2 separate regions of the Homo sapiens genome follow, and region 1 is linked to region 2. A link is a loop called in an ENCODE intact Hi-C map of the cell type or tissue named here. Cell type or tissue: MCF 10A. All regions are shown on one strand. Each heading gives the region's core, and the rest is flanking DNA. Links, peaks and the distances in the headings are about the cores only.

The links. A loop is a pair of places that touch in the nucleus more often than their neighbours do. Peaks named below come from ENCODE experiments on the same cell type or tissue, not always from the same donor. Only the 100,000 strongest peaks of a DNase experiment are listed, where the experiment ranks them.
Region 1: a loop joins it to region 2, with 2.3 times the contacts of the local background. A loop is called at or near these places in 4 of 110 quality-filtered maps.

The regions. Positions count from the first base shown.
Region 1 is chr11:27,107,653-27,119,634 of GRCh38, reverse strand. It overlaps BBOX1 (gamma-butyrobetaine hydroxylase 1), which reads right to left. Exons shown (of 9, transcript NM_003986.3): 6 at 4,078-4,183. All of the region lies in intron 3 of BBOX1-AS1 (BBOX1 antisense RNA 1), which reads left to right. Among named protein-coding and RNA genes, the nearest start is that of BBOX1, 73 kb to the right of the region's middle. In MCF 10A, for the core only: no CTCF peak of the experiment used is centred there; no DNase peak of the experiment used is centred there.
Region 2 is chr11:26,982,598-26,993,864 of GRCh38, reverse strand. LOC124902650 (a long non-coding RNA gene) reads left to right here. Exons shown (of 2, transcript XR_007062630.1): 2 at 1,503-1,966. Among named protein-coding and RNA genes, the nearest start is that of FIBIN, 5.9 kb to the left of the region's middle. In MCF 10A, for the core only: no CTCF peak of the experiment used is centred there; a DNase peak (open chromatin) is centred at 1,714.

The sequences.
Region 1 (11,982 bases), core at 2,758-6,757, 120 kb before region 2:
TATGCATTATTAAATAAATATTAAATTACATTTTAATTATTAGAATTAATCTTCAATAAAATAAATAATAAAATAAAATAATATACATGCACCATTTTTTGATACTGTGTTAAAGATTCAAAAAGCTATGAATGAACCAAAGCCAATAAACTTTTTTTTTTGTCTTTCTTATGTCATCAGAAAAGAGTTGGGAAGAAAAAAGTTGCTTATAATCAATACTGTATAGTTCAAACATGTTACAGTTGAAGACATAGATGCAGGCATGATAATGCTCATTAGCAAACAAAAAGAACAGCTTGTAAGAGCTGCATAGATGGAGCACTTGATGTTGGAGTAGGCAGGGAAGGATTTCAAGGGGAAGAGGCGGGTAAGTTAGGCAAAGGGGAATGGATGAGATTTGGGTTATGCAGAATAGAACGAGAAAGCAAATCAGGTGACAGAAATAATGATGTGCAAAAATGCACAGTTCACTGGGTAATAAAAAGTCTGGCTACAGCAGAGGGCCATAAATAGAAAGAGTGAATCAGGTTGGAAGGGCAATTGGTGAGGCCTCATGATGGAGAGTCTTAAATATCAGATGAAGGGCTTTTGTATTTGTGCATAGAGGGAATTCACTGAAGGCTTTTGAATATGAAAGTAATGTAGTCGGAACTGAGCTGCAAAGTATTAGGCCAGTGGTGTTACATAGGATTATGTTTTTTTTTTTTTTTGAGGAAGGAACTGGTCAGAGTAGCAAAACAATAGCATAACTTTGTTTTTGGAGGATCACAGTGTTCTTTAAATCCTTTTAGATTTTGCCATCATGAACTGACAGAATATTTCAAGTGCTAATTTTTAAAAAGATCATTTTTTAATGTTATTTACATATGTCAAGGCCCCTTGATACTTTCTTTTGTACAGTTACACTTTTAATACAATCTTCAAATAGAAAAAAGATGATGGAGCCTGACAATACTTTTATTGCTAGGTTAAAACGCAAATACATGCCTGTCATGTATAAAACCCAATTTTACTTCATATGAGTCATTCAGAACCAAAAATATTTTCCTTCTGAATGTTACTTTATGCAGCATGTGACTTCTGCAAAAACAGTGAGTGAAGCAACATCTCTGTTTCATTAAAGATGTGGTGCCTTATCTCTGCCCCACATAATCCAAATCGATCAAACTGAACTCTCAACAGGTAACTCATTTTTCAGATTATTTCATCTATACAGAAAAATATATTGGTTTGTTCTGTTTGTTATAGAAAATCTCAAACCTTGGCACAACTCACCTGGAATAATTCAAAATGGAAGTTTGAACAACAGTACAAACAGGTTGCCTACATTTTATTATTCTAGTAGAATCTAGACATTTTAGGAATCATCTGCTATTTTAAAATCTCCTATCAAGTCACTTAGTTTGGATGTTTCATTTGCTGGAGACAGGTACAGGTTTGTTGCACTTCTTTGCCTCTTTATAGTGTATCTATGATGTCTCTATTACATGCAATGTGCGTGTAAATATTGAGATACAAAGTATTGAAATACAAAGAACTTTTTTCTTCCCAAGAGTCAATTCTTGTCTTTAAGAAGTTTGTAAAGTACGATAAAATCTATAAATATTCTATTTTACTACATAAATTATAATAGTTAGAAATTCCAGCTCAGGATCAGTGTGGTGTGACAGAAAACTAGATGGAGGCCTGGGTTCAAGTCCAAGTTCCTCCTTAATCAAATGTCACCCTATAAAAATATTGAATCTCGTGTTTCATTTTCTCATCTGACATAAAAAGACATGATCAATCTTGTCTACCTTAAAGGAATGTCAAGAAGAGTCAGATAAAATAATGAAAGCAAAACTGCTTTGAAGTAGTATAATGTGCTATGACTATGAAAAAGTCAAGCATTCTATTATACTTCAGGAACATTTATGAAGTCATTTGGTCACTTTTCCTTAGGCTTCAAATTTTAACCCAGAAACAAAACTTAAATTCTTAAAAGACAGAAGATAATTTAAAAATTCAAATAAAACTTTTAGTTTTCTAGTCTCATTCTTTAAGCCTTATTCCATCCAACTCCCTCAAGCTATGTTTGGAAGAAGAGCTGAGCTGATTAATTTGGCTCTTAACTCTAGGGTTTTAGAAAAATCTGAGCCACATTTAGAATAAAATCACACTGGGTGTCTCCTGCCCCCAACCCTTACCCAAAAGTGTGTCTACAGGGGTCATTTTACTGCCACTTAGTTCAAAGAAATCATGTGGTATTTTACAATCAACAAAATAATTTATAACATGTAAAGTTAAATACTAGACTAGCGTAGCTAATACTGGCAAGAAGAATGGGTAACAATAAGGGCACAGAGAAAACATGTACAGTGAAGATAATGAAAAAAAAATTGGGCTAATTGTGATTTTGGCCCATTCTCCTTTGTTAACTTAAGAATTGCCCAAATTTTCATTTGCCTTTGAAGATATAGGTTTCTATGTGGTTATTTCACATAGTCTAATTTAGCTGTAAAAATAGGGATGGCATATCTTTTAAAAGGTAGTTTCCTAACCACTTATTTTTGGTGTAATAAAATGATGATTTTGTAAAAATGTAGCTCATTTAGTAAAATGAAACTTTTGTAAAAATGTAGAGAAAGAATGTCCACCCAGAGATTCTCCTGGGGATTTGTGGCTTCACACTGAGCATTTCCCTCCTTGACAAGGAATCTGATAGATGGGATGTTGGATGGTTTCCAAAAATAGCCACTGTTATTATGTTCCTTGTAGTCACACAGTTTATAATGCATTTTTGCAGCTTCCTCCATAAGCGGTCTATTTCCTCACCTCCTGAATGTGGGCTAGATTTATTACTTCCTTAGACCAATATAACATTGCAGAGGTGACTAGCCCAGGCCTTGAGAAGTTGTGTAGCTGTCTGAAAATTCTTCTAGTTGCCATATGCATTAAACTTGGGCTAGCCTACTGGTGGTGAATAGACCGAGTGGAGCAGAAACCAGCCATCTCAGTGAAAGTCAATCTGTCCCAAGCCAACTTAGCAACCAATTGCAGGTATATGACTGAAGACAGGAGCTGCCTAGCTGAATACAGCCCATATTGAAAAAACAAGGGCTAAGTAAATGGATGTTTTCTTAAGCCATCAAGTTAGGGAGTGAGTTATTATTTTTTTTTTTTGTTATACTTTAAGTTCTGGGATACATGTGCAGAATGTGCAGGTTTGTTACATATATATACACGTGCCATGGTGGTTTGCTGCATCTATCAACCCGTGATCTACATCAGGTATTTCTTCTAATGCTATCCCTCCCCTATCCTCCCAACCCCCCCAACAGGCCCCAGTGTGTGATGTTCCTCTCTCTGTGTCCATGTGTTCTCATTGTTCAACTCCCACTTATAGGCGAGAACATGCGGTGTTTGATTTTCTGTTCCTGTGTTAGTTTGCTGAGAATGATGGTTTCCATCTTCATCCATGTCCCTGCAAAAGACATGAACTCATCCTTTCTTATGGCTGCATAGTATTCTATGGCGTATATCTGCCACGTTTTCTTTATCCAGTCTGTCATTGATGGGCATTTGGATTGGTTCCAAATCTTTGCTATTGTGAACAGTGCTGCAGTAAACATACATGTGCATGTGTCTTTATAGTAGAATGAGTTTTAATGCAGCAGTAGTTAATGGATATGAATGATGCCCATGTGACTTTGAGGGAAACCCTACATTTTGTTTACTGATTTCATTTTCTCTCTTAACTTTCTTAGAAATATATGTGCAAAAAGACCTTAAGATTTACTCCTACCTTAAAATCTGTCTTGGCAAAGCAAAAAATGCTAATAGTAATTTCTAGGAAGAACAAAGAAATGTTTTTGTTGTTGTTGTTGTTGTTTTAAATGAATGAAATTATCCTCTCCTTTAGGAATGTGAAGATATTTAGGATTTAGGTACAGAGATTTTGTGAGCTTGGATTGTGTTTGGAGAAAAAATTTATAAAAGACAAACTACCTGGTGAAATGTGTAATCTTCTAGACTCAAAATACGAAAAGATACTGGTCATCATCATGCTTTGTGGAAAATATGTTGAAGCTCACTTACCCCAGGTGGATGATGGAGGGCTGGATAATCAGTGTGAAAGCTTAGCTTCCCAGTTGTGTAAGCCACATTGTTTGCATCGATTTTGTCTTGCACTTGCCAAGTATGTCTGTAAAATGCAAGAAACACATGTTTAAACAGGTTGTCACTAAGCCAGAGGAAATGCATTAGAATGAATTTGATATGTGGGGAGAAATGGAAACTTTTCATTTTTTGAAATAATTACCATAATGACTATGAGTGAGACAAGGAATCTGACCTTTCTCTGCCTAAAGTCACTATTTCAGAATTAACATCTCCTCATTTTTCCTCTCCTCTCAACAAAAGAGTACATCAGTCTATCCTACAGTTTATAAAGAAGTATATATGGAATTGTAGGTTATCTTTTTACTGGGTTAATGCATTTTAAAAAGTGATTTATTGAGGTGAAGTTCACATAACAGAAAATGAATCACTTTAAAGTGAACAATTCAGTGGCATTTAGTAAATTCGCACTGTTGGCAACCACCACCTCTACATAGCTAGTTTCAAAACGTTTATATTACTCCAGATCAAAACCTCTTATTTTAGTAAGCAGTTTCTTTCCATTCTACCCTTCTCCAAGACCTTGGCAATCACTAATTTGCTTTCTGTCTCTGTGGATTTACCTATTTTAGATATTTACCATAAATGGAATTATATAGTAAGCTCATGCTTTTAATGTTATATCTAAGAATCCACTGCCCAATCCAAAGCCATGAAGATTTACCTCTATGTTTTCTTCTAAGAGTTTTATGGCTTTAACTCTTATATTTAGATAATTTGTTCATTTTGAATTAATTTTTGCATATGATATGAGTTGTGGGTCCAATTTAATTCTTTGCATGGGGGTATTCAGTTGCCTCAGAACAATTTGTTAAAGAGGTTGTTCTTTCTCTATTGAATGATATTGGCATGCTTGTTGATAATTGATTGGCCATAGATGTGTGGGTTTATTTCTGGACTCTCAAAATTCTATTCCATTGATCTATTTGTCTATCCTTATGCCAATATCACACTACTTAGATTACTGTAGATTCGTAGTTAAATTTCAAAATCAGGAAGTATGAGTCTTTTAATTTCAGTCTTCTTTTTAAATATTGTTTTGCCCACTTGGAGGCCATCACAATTTCATATAAATTTGATACTGGCTTTTCCATTTCTAAAACAAGAAAATGATACTGAAATATTGGTAGGGATTGTAGACTGCTTTGGGGAGTATTGACATCTTAACAATTTTATGCCTTCCAATCCACGAATACAGGATGCCATTCTATTTCTTTAGGTTTTCTTTAACTTCTGTCAGCAATGTTTTATAGTATAAAGTACTATAAAAGTCTTTTACCCCTGTGATTAAATTTATTCCTAAGTATTTTATTCTTCTGGATGCTGTTGTAAATGGATCTGTTGATTTCCTTTTCAGATTGTTCATTGCTACTGTTTATAAAGACAACCAATTTTTGTGTTTGATCTTGCACCCTGCAACTTGCTAAATTCATTCATTAGCTTTAGTAGCTTTTTTTGGGTGGATTTTATGGGATTTATTATATGTAAGATCATACCATCTGTGAATAGAGATAGATTTACTTTTTTATTTCTCACTTGGATGCCTTTATTTCTATTGTCTAATCGCTCTGGCTGGAAATATTGGTGCGATGTTGAATCTCAATGGTGAAAGCTAGCATTTTTGTCTTGTTTCTGCTCTTAGGGAGAAACTTGATTTTTTTTTTTTTTACTTTTAGGTTCAGGGGTACATGTGCAAGTTTGTTATATAGGTAAATTGCATGTCACAGGGGTTTATGTACAGAGTATTTTTGTCACTCAGGTAATATATATAGTAGCCAGTAGGTGATTTTCTTGATCCTCACCGTCTTCCCAACCTCCACCCTCACAAAGGCCCAGGTGTCTAGTGTTCCCTTCTTTGTGCCCATGTGTACTCAATGTTTAGCTCTCACTTGTAAGTGAAAACATGCTGTATTGGGTTTTCTGTTCCTGTGTTAGTTTGCTTAGGATAATGGCATCTGGCTCCATCCATGGTGCTACAAAGGACATAATCTTGTTGTTTCATATAGCTGTATAGTATTCCATGGTGTATATGTACCATATTTTCTTTATTCATTATATCACTGATGGACATTTAGGTTGATTCTATGTCTTTGCTATTGAGAATAGTGTTGTGATGAACATATGCGTGCATACATGTTCTTTATAGTAGAACAATTTATATTCCTTTGGGTATACACTCAATAGTGGCATTGCTGGGTCAAATGATAATGTTTTTAAGGTCTTTGAGAAATTGCCAAACTGCTTTCCACAATGGCTGGACTGATTTACATTCCCACCAGCAGTGTATAAGTGCTCCCTTGTCTCCACAACCTCACCAGCATCTGTTATTTTTTAACTTTTTATAATAGCCATTCTGACTGGTATGAGATAGTATTTCATTGTGGTTTTGATTTGCATTTTTCTAATGATTAGTGGTGTTAAGCACTTTTTCATATGCTTGTTGGCTGTGTATACGTCTTCTTTTGAAAAGTGTCTGTTCATGTTTTTTGCCCACTTATTAATGGGGTTGTTTGTTTTTTGCTTGTAAATTTATGTTCCTTATAGATTCTGGATATTAGACTTTGGTCAGATATATACTTTGCAAATATTTTATTCCATTCTATATGTTGTCTGTTCACTTTGTTGTTAGTTTCTTTTGCTGTGTAGAAGCTCTTTAGTTGAATTAGGTCCTATTTGTCAATTTTTGTTTTTGTTGCAATTGTTTTTGTTATAGTCATCATGAAATCATTGCCAGGTCCTATGTCTAGAATGGTATTTCCTAGGTTATATTCCAAAGTTTGTATAGTTTTAGGTTTTACGTTTAAGTCTTTAATTCATCTTGAGTTGAATTTTGTATGTGGTTTAAGGAAGGTATCCCATTTCAATCTTCTTCTTATGGCTATCCAGTTATCCCAGAACCATTTATTGAATAAGGAGTCCTTTCCCCATTTCTTGTTTTTGTCCACTTTGTTGAAAATCAGAGGGTTGTAGGTGTGTGGCATTATTTCTGGGGTCCCTATTCTGTTCCATTTGTGTATTTATCTGAGAAACTCAATTTTTAAATTACACTCTTGAAACTATTGCTCAGGTCAATAAATAAAACTTTAGGCACCTACGTGTGCCCTGTCACAGTCACAGACACTTCTGTCTTCTCCAAAATAACTATGACTGTGACTTCTATAGCTATCATTTCCTTGCTTTTCTTTACAATTTTATCAACCAAATGTTCATCCAAGGACACTGTGTTTAAACTTGCTCATTAATAACAACTGCTATATGCTTTAAGTCTATTAATCTTCAAGTTTTTCCTTCAAGCTGTGCTCCTTACAATTGTTGAAGAACTAGGGAATTTGACCTATAGAGTTTCCCACAGTCTGGACTTCATTGAGTACATACTCATGGTGCAGTTTCTGGGAAACTGGCAGCAAAATGCAGAGGCTTAGACAGTGTCTATTCTTTCTCTTTGGCAAAGCCACAGATGGCATTATGTTCTTGTATTGCCAGACACATAACGCCTGGCTGTCTTTCTTTTTTGATGTTTGTACATGTTCATGTTCAATGGCTATATCCATTAATTCGTCAAGGATTTCAAACAATGAAATACCAAACTGATACTCTTTTTAAAAAGATTTATCACTCAGAATACTTTTAAAGGGAGCCACTTCCCCTCATCCACTATTTGATTACTCAGTATAACAGCTTACAGAGGGATGATGAGATAAACATTTGATTCTTTCTCTTTATTTACCATTTGTAATATAACAAATTTGTTTCCTATCATTCCAAATTGAATAGTTTAGAAAATATTATTTATGAAAAAGTATTAAACTAGATAAAGGTGGTATTTGCACAAAATTGTGAATGTACTAAATGACACACAACAGAATATAGTAGATAAAGGTGGTATTTGCACAAAATTGTGAATGTACTAAATGACACACAACAGAATATAGTAAATAAAACTAATTACACTTTAAAATGGTAATAAAAAATAATTTCAGCTTTTAATTTTTGGGGGTACATGTGCAGACTTGTTAGATGGATATATTGCATGATCCTGAGGTTTGGGGTAAGATTGATCCCATCCCCAGATACTGAGCATAGTACCCAATGGGTAATTTTTCAGCCCTTTCCCGTTCCCTCCTTCCCCACTCTAGTAGTTCCTAGTGTCTATTTTTGCCATCTTTATGTCCATGAGTACCCAATGTTTAGCTCCCACTTGTGAGAACATGTAGTATTTGGTTTTCTGTTCAGGTATTAATTTGCTGACAATAATGGCCTCCAGCTGCATCCATGTTGCTGCAAAGGCTGTGATTTTGTTCTTTTATATGGTTGTGTAGTATTCCATGGTGTCTATGTACCACAAAATGATTAATTTTATTGTTATGTAAATTTTACCTAAATTAAAAATACCTTAGCTTAAAAGTTAAAAAAAAGTGAATTAAAAAAAGAACTAAGGTTACTTGCAACTCTGTAGCAAGAAAATAAACCATTATTCAGACTTTGTAAGCTATTACCCTTGGAAGATCCAGACAATGGGTAATTGAAAGGAGGCCATGTTTAAAAATAAACCAAATATGGCTTGAAAAATGTTCACTATATATACATGCCATTTGATTGCTGTTATAATGTCTATTAATATATATTCATATACATCAAATTATCTTTGAATAAATAAACACTGAACACCTATTTCAGTCATTGATTTAGCATCAGAGATACAGCAGGGAACAAAAAGACAAAATAGTAATTATTAAATTTAATAGAGATAGGTTCTACAAAGAAAATGAAGCAAGGTAAAGAGATAAGGAATGGGGTCAGAGAAGTATTATTACAGAGATGATGCTGTGGGAAGTGCTCTATGAATAGGTGGCATTTTCCCCACAGAAACCCAAACAAAATAAGGGAAGGAGAAATGTGAATTTCTGGGAGATGTATTTTAGGCAGAACCCAAAGTGAAAAGGTTTTGAGTTCGGAGTATGTTTAGTGTATTTGTGGAAGAACAAGGGCAGAACAAGGTCAGCATGGTTGGGACAGAGCCACCAGGGGATCAAGAGTGGGAAATGCATCAGATGCACAGACAGAAGCCAGTTTCTGAAGGGCTTTGGGGACTAGGATGAAGATTTGAGATTTTGCTTTACATGTGATGGGAAGCCACTGAAGTTTTCCATTATGTAAATTATTCATTGGAATTGTAGTTTCAAAGAATTGCTCTAGCCACTGAGTAAGGGGTAGATGGTACTGGGAAAAAGGTAGGAGGAGGGAGAGATGATGGTAACCAATTCTCTCCTAAACATGAGAATCATGATGGTTCTCTCCTAACTATGGCTACATGCATAGGAGAGAATGATTGGATTTGAACTTGAAAGGTAGAGTTATCAGGATTCTCTGATAAATTGGATGTAGGATATGAGAGAAATGGAGTCCAGAATGATGCCAAGGTTTTCAGGTTCAGAAACCAGGTGGGGGAGGTCCTATTTATTAAGATTCACTATATAAAAATTTATTATCTGGTGGAGGAAGAAGTTTGCTTCACCTAATTTAAAAAACTTTTAAATAAGTGCTTTTTATAAAATCTCCATTCACATATGGACAAATGAGCACACAAAATAAGACCCTTGGTCTGGATATTTTAGCTTCCTAGAAAGTCACTCTAGTCTGGTATTCTACCCTGCCTCTGGTATTCCCCCATACACTATGTACTACAACCAGGAAAACCTCCCTAGTGTTTCATGTTCATTTTGCCATTTCTCTGTCAGAAGCTCTTACTGATTCTTCAGTCCCAGAAGGATAGAATTCAGCGCTGCTGATCTAGAATTCAAAGACCCAATGCAATTTTCTAACCTTGCCAACTATTGCCATATTTGAGTCATTTATTCTAATCATGTTAATTTTAGCACTACACACTTTCCTGCCTTTTTTTCTGGTTTCTTTTTTCTGTCAGTTTTTTCTGTTCTTTTCCCCATCTCTGTACCCATTAATGAAAATCTAGCTCAGGTTCCAACTATTTCATAATCTCAAATCTAGAAAAAGTCTTGGTCTTTAGGTTCAAACGGTACTGGCTTCAAAGCCTTGGTTTCTAATTCATAACTATATAATCTTGGACAATCTGTCTATTATTTCTAAGCCTCAATTTATATATTTGGAAAATAGAACAATAATGTATTTCAAAAACTTGTAACAAATAAGAAAGGTCTATGTCTGACACACAGGAGATGCCCCATAGGACTTTTCCTTCCTCTCATTCTCCTGATTACCCAATATTTACTCCTACAGTCAGAACTCTCATAAGCATGTTTTATTCATCTCATTTATTAGATTTGAATATGTTAGGTGTTTTATGAAGATGGTTATAATTTTTAAAGAGCTATTGTAAGTCTAAGCTCATTTAAATACACAAATACAGAATTCCGCTTCCTCTTCTGGACTGTAAACTCTCTTAGAGTACAACAAATACTTTTGATCTCCTACCATCAACGAAACCAGTGCCAATTCTAAAGCAGGGAACCAATAAATTTTGACTGAATGAGTGTAAACAGGGAAGGGGTGACTTTTATGAGCTTTCATTTTCATACGGTATACGGTAAAGGGTATTAGTAGGGTGGCAGTGGCAGGAGGAGAGTGGAAATACAATCTATAATCTCTTCTCACATGTGGGGATATTTTTCTTAATGAGAAAAAGAGTTTCTCACCTGTTCCCTGGGATTGAGGATAAAATTGGCTATTTTGCTCTATTTTTCTCATTTAAAATTAGGGTGGAACACTTGATATATCTTTCACTAAGGGTCAAGCAGCCATCCATATGTGGCCATGATGTGGAAACAGGCTGAGTGAAAAAAGATGGAGTATTATAGTCTGCTGCAACTCATTTCAAATATGTGTCAGACAATCCATTATATTGCAGTGAGAGTTGCCAAGAAATACATGTTCTCTATGAAGTTCATGTCACTCCATAGACCATACAAAATATGGATCCAGACGATTGTCAACACTGGCATTTGAAAAATAATCAACATATGAGAAGAGATTTAAGGAGATCAAAAAAGTAATTTCATCAAGGTGCAGAATGCATAATATCTTCTAAGAAAATGCTGCGGTTTGCACGATCAATAGGAAATGACTATTTGAATTATTTTTCAAGAGTGGTGATGGTTTTGCATTGATTCACCTACATTCTTTTTCCTGGTTCTTTCTATGATCAAGGGTAAACTGACAGAATTTTACTCTAGCCAAAAACTGGTTGAGATGCAAGGTGTAAGCATTAGCCAGAGAACAGATCTTTTCTTTGACATTCACTGGCCTCTACAGGGATGGGGGTCTGTGACTTGGCTTCATCAGAGCAGTTCTCTGGCCCTCTGAGCTAACTGGCAGGGAATAATAAAACATTTATTAGCCCTAGAGTGTCTTAGGCACAGTATGGGATGTGTAGCCTAAAAGTCTATCTTCACATATTATGATAAATCCCATGAAAGGAGCTCACCAATTCCAATCATAAAACATTCTCCTAATGGTCATAGCACAAGTCTGGAAAAATCTTAGAAATGTCATCTGCTTTACCTTTCTACCTTGTCATAGAAATGAATCATGCCAAGAAAGCTGCTACTTATTGTTGAGGACACTAAGTTCTTACTTATGCATCCCAAATCCAACTCTCCAAGAAAACACAGCAGAAATAAAATGCAAACATATTTGCAGCCATATAACCCTGGACTTGCCTGATCTTGCAGCTAAGCAGGATTAGGCCTGGTTAGTACTTGGATGGGAGAAACAGGTGCAAATGTGATTCATTGGTCATGAAGGAACTTTTTTAAAAGCCTAGTGGTGAGGCCTTGGTGAGATGAAGGT
Region 2 (11,267 bases), core at 145-4,144:
ACATATTGGGAGGGGGAAGGAATGATTACCCTGGAAAAATGCCATTTCACGTGTCTCAATAAATATCAGGTTGGATTTTCTGAGTATATCTATTTTTATCTTTAAAACTTTGTGACTTTGAAGGCAAATTTAAAGTGTCAGAAATTACAGTTTTGTTTGAAAATGATTGGTTAATTAAAATTTATATCAACAATACTTTGGATGAAATGAAAATACAGAAAGTTGCTTAATGTATAGTCTTTAGTATGTATAAGAACAGAAGCAGAAAAATGAAATTTTGCCAGCTTAGTGAGTTAAAGGACAATGAGATCCTTATTTAATTTTATGAAACAATGCTAAGCATCTGCATTGAATCTTGAACCTAATGCTTTTATAGTTGTTGCCTCTTTTGAGAGTCTTGAAAGCTTTTGAAGAATGTTTCTGGTACTATTATGCCCATTTTCCAGATGGAGAAATGAAGGAGCAGAATGTTAAGCAAATTGATTATAGTCACACAGTTAGACTTTAGTTGAGCCAGAACTAATTGTCACAAGGTCTTTTAATTTAACTTGGGGGGAGAAAAACAATGTTTTTTTTTTTTTTTTTAACCTGGCCATTTTAATTTCTAATTTATGAACTTATTGGCAAATGGCCATCCTAAAGGCCATTCATTTGTTTAATGAATATTTCTTGAGCATTTACTGCATGCCAAAATCTATTTGAGGTAGTGGGAATACAGCTGTGAACAAAAATAAAGACAAATCCTTGCCTTCCTGGCACTTATATTTTGGGAAATAGAAAACTTAAATTTTTGAAAATAGGTCAGGCGTGGTGGCTCACGTCTGTAATTCCAGCACTTTGGGAGGCAGAGGTGGGTGGATCACTTGAGGTCAGAAGTTCGAGACCAGCCTGACCAACATGGTGAAACTCCATCTCTACTGAAAATACAAAAAAAAAAAAAAAAAATAGCTGGACATGGTGGTGCATGCCTGTAATCCCAGTTACTCAGGGGGCTAAGACAGGAGTATTGCTTGAATCCAGGAGAGGGAGGTTGCTGTGAGCCTAGATCGCACCACTGCAGTCCAGCCTGGGTGACAGAGTAAGACCTTTTCTCAAAAAAAGAAAAATATGTAAATAAATAAGATGTAAGTTGGACATCAATAGGGCTGTGGAAGAAAAGAAACAGAGGAAGCATGGGAAAGCAGAAGCAGGCAGCACTCCTGTTTCTATGGGTATTTTCTCCTTCTTCCTTGAAATGTAACTGAAACATTCATGTTGACTTGCCAGTGTTCCATACCTATCTCCCTCCCCAAGTAATAAGGGACTGGCTTCATTCAGACTCACAGTGCCACACTGTTCTGGGACAGTTATACTCATTGTCATCACTTTCATGGATATAAACAACCCAGACTCCTGCAGAGAAAATGAGAAGTCTGGTTAAGTAACTTGATATTTTGCTGATGTGGTATCACATGCATGGAGTTTCTGAAGCATGTTGACTGCACATTTTCATTCTTATCCAGATACTTAGCATCATGGAAACATAGACCAAAGGAGTTTTCTTACTGTTTATGCCAAGTGGAAGACCAAGGCCTATTTTCACTCTATCCCAGAAGAAAACTACAACTTCCTTCAGTTGAAAGACTGGACTGTTGGACTCAAGAGCTACATTGCTTCATTCCTTTTTCTCTGGGACATTCAGAAATGACAACAGATGGATTCATATTGGCTGCTTGGCCAAAGAAGCGAAGAGGAATTTACTCTGATTCATTCCATTTCTTGCACAATCTCTCTCTGACTTACTAACCAATTCAATTAAGCAAACCTATATTAAGCACTTACTACTTGCTCCCCACTTGCAGGGTGCAGTATTAAGGTAACTACAGACACAAAGATGTGCAATAAGAAGTTTCAGCCTACAAAGAGCTTGCTCCCTGGTTGAAGAGTCGGGCATATACCCATATAAAGTTATCATACGAAGGGTGAAGAGTGTGAAGAGTGTTTACTTTCTTCCTGCAAAGACCTCATCTAAAGATACACACTCCATATTGTGTATTAGAAAGGAATCATTTTTGTACAAATAACTAAAAGTCCACTTCAGTCTAACTAAGGGCATTAACTTACAGGAAGCCTAAGATTAGATATTCAGAGAAGGCCTAGTCCAACCTAGTTTTTCTCTCACTATTTCTTGGTTTATGTCCTCAGCTTATATTCATGCATGGGCAGTCTCTTTCGTTTGTGTTCTAAGATGATTACCAGTGTCTTCCAGAGCTTTGTGCTTCTTTATTCATATGTAACAGGAATGACAGATTGAATTTCCTGGTAGCTCAAATGCAGCTCCCTCAAATCAGCCTCAGTGGTCATGGGTGGCCTGATTTGGATCATGAATATGTCTTCAAACCAGGCTTACTGTAGTGAGATTTGGGATTAAACCACTTTGCTTAAGACAATAAGGGCCCCATTCTGTAGCTGAAGGCAAGGTATCAAGCAAACTATATGGCTGGGTTATTTAGTGTTCTGTTAAGGAAAGGAACAGTATGGGAGTACATTCTGGGGAAGTAACCATGAATAATTCCCCTACCTTATGGTTTTGTCTTCATTAACCACATCGAAGAGAAACTGCCACCCTTGCTGATAAGTGTTGATCAGTTGGGTATATGGAGGAAAACACCCTGATTTGTAGTATTTGTTGATTTCCTTAGTCTAAATACTCTCACAATGGCTAATGTCATTGAACTCAAAGTTGGGAAGACATGCACAGTGGTATACCATTATATAATCATCATACAGATACATTAGATGCAAATAACCCCAAGAGAATAGAAAATAGTAAAAATCTAGTAAAATAATTAAGAAGTGATTAGTTTTGCGTATATATTCCCTTTATTTTAACATAGCTTAGTTAAAAGTTTAGTTTATTTATTTATTTATTTAATTTATTTTTTATGTATTTATTTTGAGACATGGCCTTGCTGTGTTGCCTAGGCTGGAGTGCAGTAGCAAGATCACAGCTCACTGCAGCCTCAACCTCCCAGGCTCAAGTGATCCTCGTGCCTCAGCCTCCTGTGTAGTTGGGAGTACAGGTGTGCACCACCATGCCTGGCTAGTTTTTGTATTTTCTTTTGTAGACACAGGGTTTCACAATGTTGCCCAGGTTGGTCTGGAACTCCTGGGCTTAGGGAATCTGCCTGCCTTGGTCCACAAAGTGTTAGGATAACAGGCATGAGCCACTGCACCCGGCCAGTTTATTTTTAATAATGTCCATGTTTAACAACTGACTTGGAAAGTAGCACAACATGGCCTTCTGGTTAAATGCTTCATGTTCACTTTTAAAATGTTTTTAGTTCTGTTGTTCATATGTGCCCAAGTCCATCTTGGGCTGCTAAGGTTAGAACTGAGGTGGGTTTCTGAGGGTTGACCTAGAATGAATAAAGCCAGAGGAAATGTCTAAACACAGAGATGCCAGACAGAGGACTTTGAAGAGTAAAATCAAGAAGCACCATCTGTAGATAAGGGCAGTAGTTGAGTTGCATCTACGGCTGAAGACCAGGAACCAAATTAAAGGACAGAAACTGGGTGCATGTAAGCATAAAGGAGTACCTCAGGAGTAATGGCCAGAGTCGTATAAGTAAATAGATGAGCATCATTGCCCAATTCCAGCCGCTTATATACACAGTGCCAGCAAAATTTGCTAGCTCAAGAATTACTTATGCTTTATCATTTTCAGTGCATTTTAAAATTTTCTTTAGATCATTTATCACTTTAGAGAAGAAAGTAGAAATTTACATTGGAATTATGAGCCTAAAGATCTATGTGACAGATCTTTAAATTCTGTGACTTCTCCTTGTCAAAGGTTTTTGTGATCTTCTTACTATTTCTGATTATTTTGATAGAATAACTTTTATAGAAAGGAGTATAAGGAGGTTTTGGGGAGATTAGGTTCCACTATGCAGCCTAGAAACCCAAAGGGGAGATGGAAACCCTCATTCTCAAGATTCCCTCAAACTGTCAGGTTGAGTCCCTGAACCGTGTCAAAGGAGAAAACAAAACAAAACAAAAAAACACAACAAAAACGTGTTATTCTAAACCAGAGTAGGGGTCTCAAGGTGGAAGGAGAGGGGAAAGCAAGAATAGAGGGGGAGATAAGGGGAAGGACATAGAACTTAGCGCTTTAGGGATTAAAAAAAATCAATTAATAGGTAATCAGTAGCATTTACTGAGCAGACATTGTTTGCAGAAGGTGAAAAGGACAGAGGGGGAGAAATGGATAAAAGAAAGAAAGAAAAGCAAGAAGGGAAGAAAAGGTAGCGAGGAAGGAAGGATAAAAGGAAAGAAGAAAAGAAAGGTGAGAGTGAAACAAATTTTGATTATTTAGTCTGTGCTTTCTGTTATGTTAACTCAATGAAGTGAATATGATTATTTACTACAAGAACATTGGTTAGAGGCAGAGGGAGAATTAATTAAAAAGAATAATCACAAACAAACTTCCTATCAAATATAGAGAATAAAACACACCTATGAAGACAATGAGAATGCTTGCAAGGAAATAAGTATAATGTGGGAAGGGAGTCTGATCAATTCTCACAACCTTTCTGTATTAGTGAGAATATCAGAATATGCTTTGATATGCTATGATAACAGATGTCACAAAAATGCTAACATCAAATTCAAGTTCACTGCAGGTCAAGGTAACTCAGCAACTTTCCTCTATATAGCAACTCTGATGCACCTTCTGCAACGTGGGACCTCCTCGGTTGGTGCAGCAGGGGACCAGGGCTCTGGAGAGTCTTGTGCTGTACTTGAATGCACTGGCTCAGAAGTGACACATGTCACTTTGGCATTACAGCCCTTTGGCTAGTGACATGGCCCTGCCTCAGTGCAAAGAGAAAGGGAGTCTTACCCTTTTATGTGCCCAGAAGGAGAGAAAAACCAGATGTAAATGCTCAGTAGGTGTCTCTACCACACTTTTCTGCAGGAAAAATACCTATTAGAAATGCTCTAAAACTGCCAAGCAGGGAGTATGTAAATTGTGACATACATTCTACAGTAATGCAAATATTTCATATTTTCAGTCAAGATAGAAAACACAAGCAAAGAAAAAGACTACAAACAATTTATTATCATTATCAGATTCAATGAATCTGAACCTTTCTGCTCACTTCACCCACGAACACAGTACACACCAAATCATAGAAGAGAGGAGCTAGGGAGAGTCAGAGAAGTGGAAGTAAGAATCTGAAGGAAGGGAAGGAGGTTGAAGGGATTGGTGCTACAGGAAGCTAGAGGAGAGAAAACATCCTAAGAAGTTGGAAGACTACAGATCAGCTTGGCTAAAGGGGATTCTGGGGACACAGGTACTAGATGTAAGGTATGTGGGGACAGTCAGAGAGGGGAGACAGGAGACAGTTAAATCCTCAATAAGGAGATGTAATCACTGAAAATGAGTGCAGGAGTTCATTCAGAAGAGGAGAGTGCTACAAAGTGGTAGGGTCTTGCACCAGAGGATCAAATAGTGTTTATCAGTACAGTACTGTACCATGCTCATTTAAACATGCGAGAAGGACTCAGAGATATTTGGGAGAAATTTGACTACCAATTTACACACTTTAATGGCCTCCCAGTGCACTTAGACAAAAATATAATCTCTTTAGCTGGCCTACCAGAACTTGAGTTGTCTGGTCCCAGCCTCTAAATTTCCATCTCCTGGGACTCCCAACTTAGTTTCCTATATTCAAGCTATACAGGCTTCTGTAAATACTTACATCTCATCTGAAGATCTTCACTCATGCTATCTCTCTGCTAGGATCCCCCTTTTGTAATTTCTTTCCTAGCTAATTCCAGCTCACCTCTCATATCTTGGTTGTAATTTCATTTCCTCTAAAAGCCCCTCCTTGATTTCTGAACATTAGTTAGTTCTTTTCATCATTCCCTTGTAACTGGATCACAGGAGGTACTCAGTGAATACATGTTGGCATTCCAGGTTAAGTTGATCACTTCCTATTTAATATTTCAACAAGATGATTTTGTAGTTAGTGTTTCAATGGCACTTTTTCTTTGTTCTTTTATAGTATGTATTGCATTGTACTGGAATATTTGTTAACTTGTCTATCTCTCCCACTAGACTGAGAGTTCCTCAAGGGTATGGATAAGGGTATATTTTATTTGCTTTTATATTCCCTGTGATTAGCACAGAGCCAAGCATATAGCAAGGGCCAAACATTTGTTAGTTGTTGTGATAGCTAAACTGTAGAATTTAAGGAATTCTGTTATTTAATAATGGTCAGATAATTTGTCTGTTTGAATACATGTTTTGTCTGGCCAACAGTCAGCCAGTGATGGTCTCACTCAATCCTAATAATCTTGGCAAGAAAGAAAGGAGAGAGCCCTATGAATTCCAATGTTCAAAACATTCAGAAGGGAGTATCACTCAGAAAGGAGACTTTTGACCCATTCTAAGTAAAGTATGCAGCAATCTGTACATGTAGTCCTAGTGCACTGTGGTCTGTAAAGTAGAGAAGTATCAGACCACCCTGCAGGGTAATGCGCGGTTTGCCCAGTAAATATTTTCACTTTTCTTCTGTTGAAAGTGCATATCCTGGATTATGATCCACGCAGGTCTGGAGAAAACTCAGACCTTGTTTATTTTCCCTCTGTAAGCAGTGTTTTATTTTTCCTTGTCTTAGCCTGTTTGGGCTACTATAACAGAATTCCATAGGCTGGATGGCGTACGAACAATAAAAATTTATTTCTCACAGTTCTGGAGGTTGGGAAGTCCAAAATCAAGGTACCAGCAGATTTGGTGTCTGTGAGGGCCCACTTCATAACTCACAGGTGGTGGTCTTCTCACTATGTCCTCACATGGTACAAGGGGTAAAGGAGCTCTCTGAGATCCTTTTTATAAGGACAGTAATCCCATTCATGAGGGCTCCACCCTCATGACCTAATCACCTCCCAAACATTCCACATCATAATATCATCACATTGGTGATTACATTTTAACAGGTGAATTTACGGGGACACAAATATTCAGCCAATTATATTTCTCATCATTTTAATTTTCAGGCTCAAAAGAACTGGGGAAATGACAAAAGGCAGAGATAGAGTATAAGAAAGAGACTCTGCCAGTCTCACTTCAATTCTGCAAGCACTTTGTTCAGCAACCACAAAAGGAAACAAGAAGTATATGCATCGATACAATCTGTTGGGAGGGAGAAGAGTAGCATACAAAGAGTCTGCAAATGAATGCCATGGTTGGAAGTATAGTCATACGCTGCATAACAATGTTTGGTCAATGCCACACCACATATATGATGGTGGTCTCATATGATTATAATAGTATACTTTGACTGTTCATTTATAAATGCTTAGATAAGTTTAGATACACAAATATCATTGTAGTATAATTGCCCACAGTATTCAGTACAGTACCACGATGCTGTACAAGTTTGTAGCATAGGAGCAATAGGCTATAGTGTATAGCCTAGGTGTGTAGTAGTCTATACTATCTTAGGTTTGTGTTAGTACACTCTATGACATGTGCATGATGATTACATTGCCCAAGAACACATTTATCTGAATGTATCTGCATCATTAAGCAATGCATGACTGTATACAGTGAGTGTCGTACAATATGCACCTACCAGCATGTGCAAAGAAGGATGATTTGGGAAAGTAAAAGCTCATATCTACTTGGGAAGAGAAAAAGCGTCATGAGACTTTTAGGCCAAGAGCCACTGACTGAGGTTATTAAAGAAGAATGGGACTGAGTCAGTCTGTCTCCTTACTCAGTGTAGTATGCTGTTTTCGGTCTGAACAAAACTTGTAAAGGAGGCCATAAAATGGTCAAACTAATGACATTCAGAAATCAGCTGGGGTAGGGAGTGGAGGATATGGCAAGGTTAGTAACAGCATCTTTCTTCGCTTTGTCAGAAAACAAGAACATCTTCCACTGTTATGTTTCATGGTTCTTGGCTGCCTTTCTTCCAGATCTTGAAGATTTAAAAATTGTCCTGCAGTGAACAAGTCCTTGATTAGCTTTTTAATCCTAATCCAAATACAATTTTAATTCTAAAGAAATGCTGTTGGAAGAGGATAACAGAGGCTATTTTGGAGATGAATCAAAATGGGCTTGGCATTATTGCCTTTGGGAGCAGAAGTCTGATTATGCTTCAGAAAGTTTATTTCCAGATTTTAGTTCCAGGGTGGAACCAACTTACTCCACTTCTTATTTTGCAGCTTCGTTTGTCATGCATAGTAAATATGCACACTTTACTTCTCACTTCCTTTACTTACTCCTTATTTGACCTTTATTGCTGATGAACCTGATGACTTCAAATGTCAAACAGATGGAGGTGGAAGAGTAAGCTCATCCAGATGTTTGCTATGTAAGAAATCACTTAAATATACTTTTTAGGCATAGAATCTCAATTAAGAGAATAATTTTTGTTACAACTGTGATGCTTTTCAATCTGACCAACTTCAAGTAGGTGCTCAGTAAATATATGTTGATAGAAATATTAAGCAAATATTTTTTTTAATTTGGTGTTTTTTATTTTATTTTATGTATTTATTTATTTTTAAATTATACGTTAAGTTCTGGGATAATGTGCAGAACATGCAGGTTTGTTACATAGGTATACATGTGCAATGGTGGTTTGCTGCACCCATCAACCCATCATCTACGTTAGGTATTTCTCCTAATGCTGTCCCTCCCCTAGCCCCCCATACCTGGGCAGATCCCAGTGTGTGATGCTCCCCTCCCTGTGTCCATGTGTTCTCATTGCTAAACTCCCACTTATGAGTGAGAACATGCGGTGTTTGTGTTTGGTTTTTCTGTTCCTGTGTTAGTTTGCTGACTTAAGAGGATACAGACTTGAGGTATAATTTGTCTTAGTCAGTTTTGTGTTGCTATAACAGAATACCTGAGACTAGGTAATTTATAAAAATAAAGTTTATTTGGCTCATGATTCTGGAGCTGGAAAGTCCAAGATTGGGCAGCCCATATGATGAGGGTTGCACACTTCTTCAATTTATGGCAGAAAGTGGAAAGGGAAGCAGGTGTGTCCAAAGAGACATGCAGGAGAGGTTGGAGTCACTGCTCTCTCAGGAACTAATTCATTCTCTAGAGAGTGAGAACTCACTTAACTCTTGCAAGAGGGCATTAATCTATTCACCCATGAAACAAACACCCTCCAGTAGACTCCACCATTTAACACTGCCATATTGGGAATCAAATTTCAACATGAGTTTTGGCAGGGGAAAACCACTCCAAATCATGGCACAATTCATTCACATGGTCAACACTATCCGATAGGGGTTACGTATGGTGTAATTAAGGATTATTTAGACAGAGGAGACATATTCGTTCACTGATGACCTTTTCCTGCAATCTTTCTGTTTATGACAAATGAATCTTGATGTGTTGGTAGAGAGTCTGGGTCACAGCTAATCATATGTTTAGCATGCTATGGCAGCTGTGTAAAGAATGAAAAGCAAACAAAACAATGTAAAGAGCTATAGAAGACAAGTATAATATATATTATTTCATTAAAAATGTATGTAAAAATCATTACAGTCACAATGAAAAAAACTGGGACAAGATTTGCAACAAGTTTTGATAAGAAATGGTTAATCTGCAATAATAAGATGGCCCACTAGAAGCAATGGTGCTCGGAGTCTCCCATTGAAAAAACTGTAACAATCATGTGACTCCTTCACCAGCAACAAAGGGATCAAGGTTCTCTGAACAAAATTGACTAGAAGGCTGGCATGACCCACTGAAAGAAGGAAGACCAGTGTGGTACAGCAGCCCACCTGAGAGCCACACAGGGCAGGGATGCCCTTTTCCCCCAGCCAAGGAAGGAGGTAAGTGAGCCCACTACACAGCCAAAGAAACTGCTTTTTCCATGGAACTGTGCAACCCACAGATTGGAAGATTCCACTCACGAACTCACGCCACTGAAGCCTAGTGTTCCAACCCTGGAACATGCAGATTCTTACAGCCTCTCAGCTGGAATCTGCTTAAGCCTACTGAACTCCCAGAGGGAGGGGCGACCAGCACCAGCTTTGGCTGCCTGCTGTCTAAGCCATTTGAGCTGTTTAGGGGAGGGGCAGCAGCCAGCAAAAAACAACCTGATGGAGCTGAAAAACACAGCATGAGAACTTCGTGAAGCATACACAAGTATCAACAGCTGAATCGACCAAGTGGAAAAAAAATCAGAGTTTGAAGACAACGTTACTGACATAAGACATGCAGACAAGAATAGAGAAAAAAGAATGAAAAGGAATGAACAAAACCTCCAAGAAATATGAAACTTCATAAAAAGACTGAATCTATGATTGATTGGAGTACAAGAAGGAGACAGGGAGAATGGAAACAAGCTAGAAAACACACTTCAGGATATTATCCGGAACTTCCTCAACCTAGCAAGGCAGGCCAACACACAAATTCAGGAAATACAGAGAACATCATTAAGATACTCCACGAGATCAATCACAAGATACATAATCATCAGATTCTCCAAGGTTGAAATGAAGGAAAAACTGTTCAGGGCAGCCAGAGAGAAAGGCAGGTCACCTACAAAGGGAAGCCCATTAGACTAACAGTAGACTCTTGGCAAAAACTCTACAAGCCAGAAGAGATTGGGGACCAATATTCAACATTCTTAAAGAAAAGAATTTTCAACCCAGAATTTCATGTCCAGCCAAACTAAGCTTCATAAGAGAAGGAGAAATAAAATCCTTTATAGACAAGCAAATGCTGAGGGATTTTTTTTTTCCACCAGGCCTGCCCTGCAAGAGGTCCTGAAAGAAGCACTAAATATAGAAAGGAAAAACCGGTACCAGCCACTGCAAAAACACACCAAAATATAATGACAAATGACACTCTGAAGGAACTGCATCAATTAGTGTGCAAAATAACCAAATAGCATCATGATGACAGGATCAAATTTACACATAACAATACTAAACTTAAACGTAAATGGGCTAAATGCCCCAATTAAAAGGCACAGACTGGCAAACTGGATAAAGAGTCAAGACCCATTGGTGTGCTGTATTCAGGAGACCCATCTTATGTGTAAAGACACTCACAGGCTCAAAATAAAGGGATAGAGGAAAAATTACAAAGCAAATGGAAGGCAAAAAAAAAAAAAAAAGCAGAGGTTGCAATACTAGTCTCTGACAAAACATACTTTAAACCAGCAAAGATCAAAAAAGACAAAGAAGGGCATTACATAATGGTAAAGGGAAAAATTCAACAAGAAGACCTAACTATTCTGAATATACAT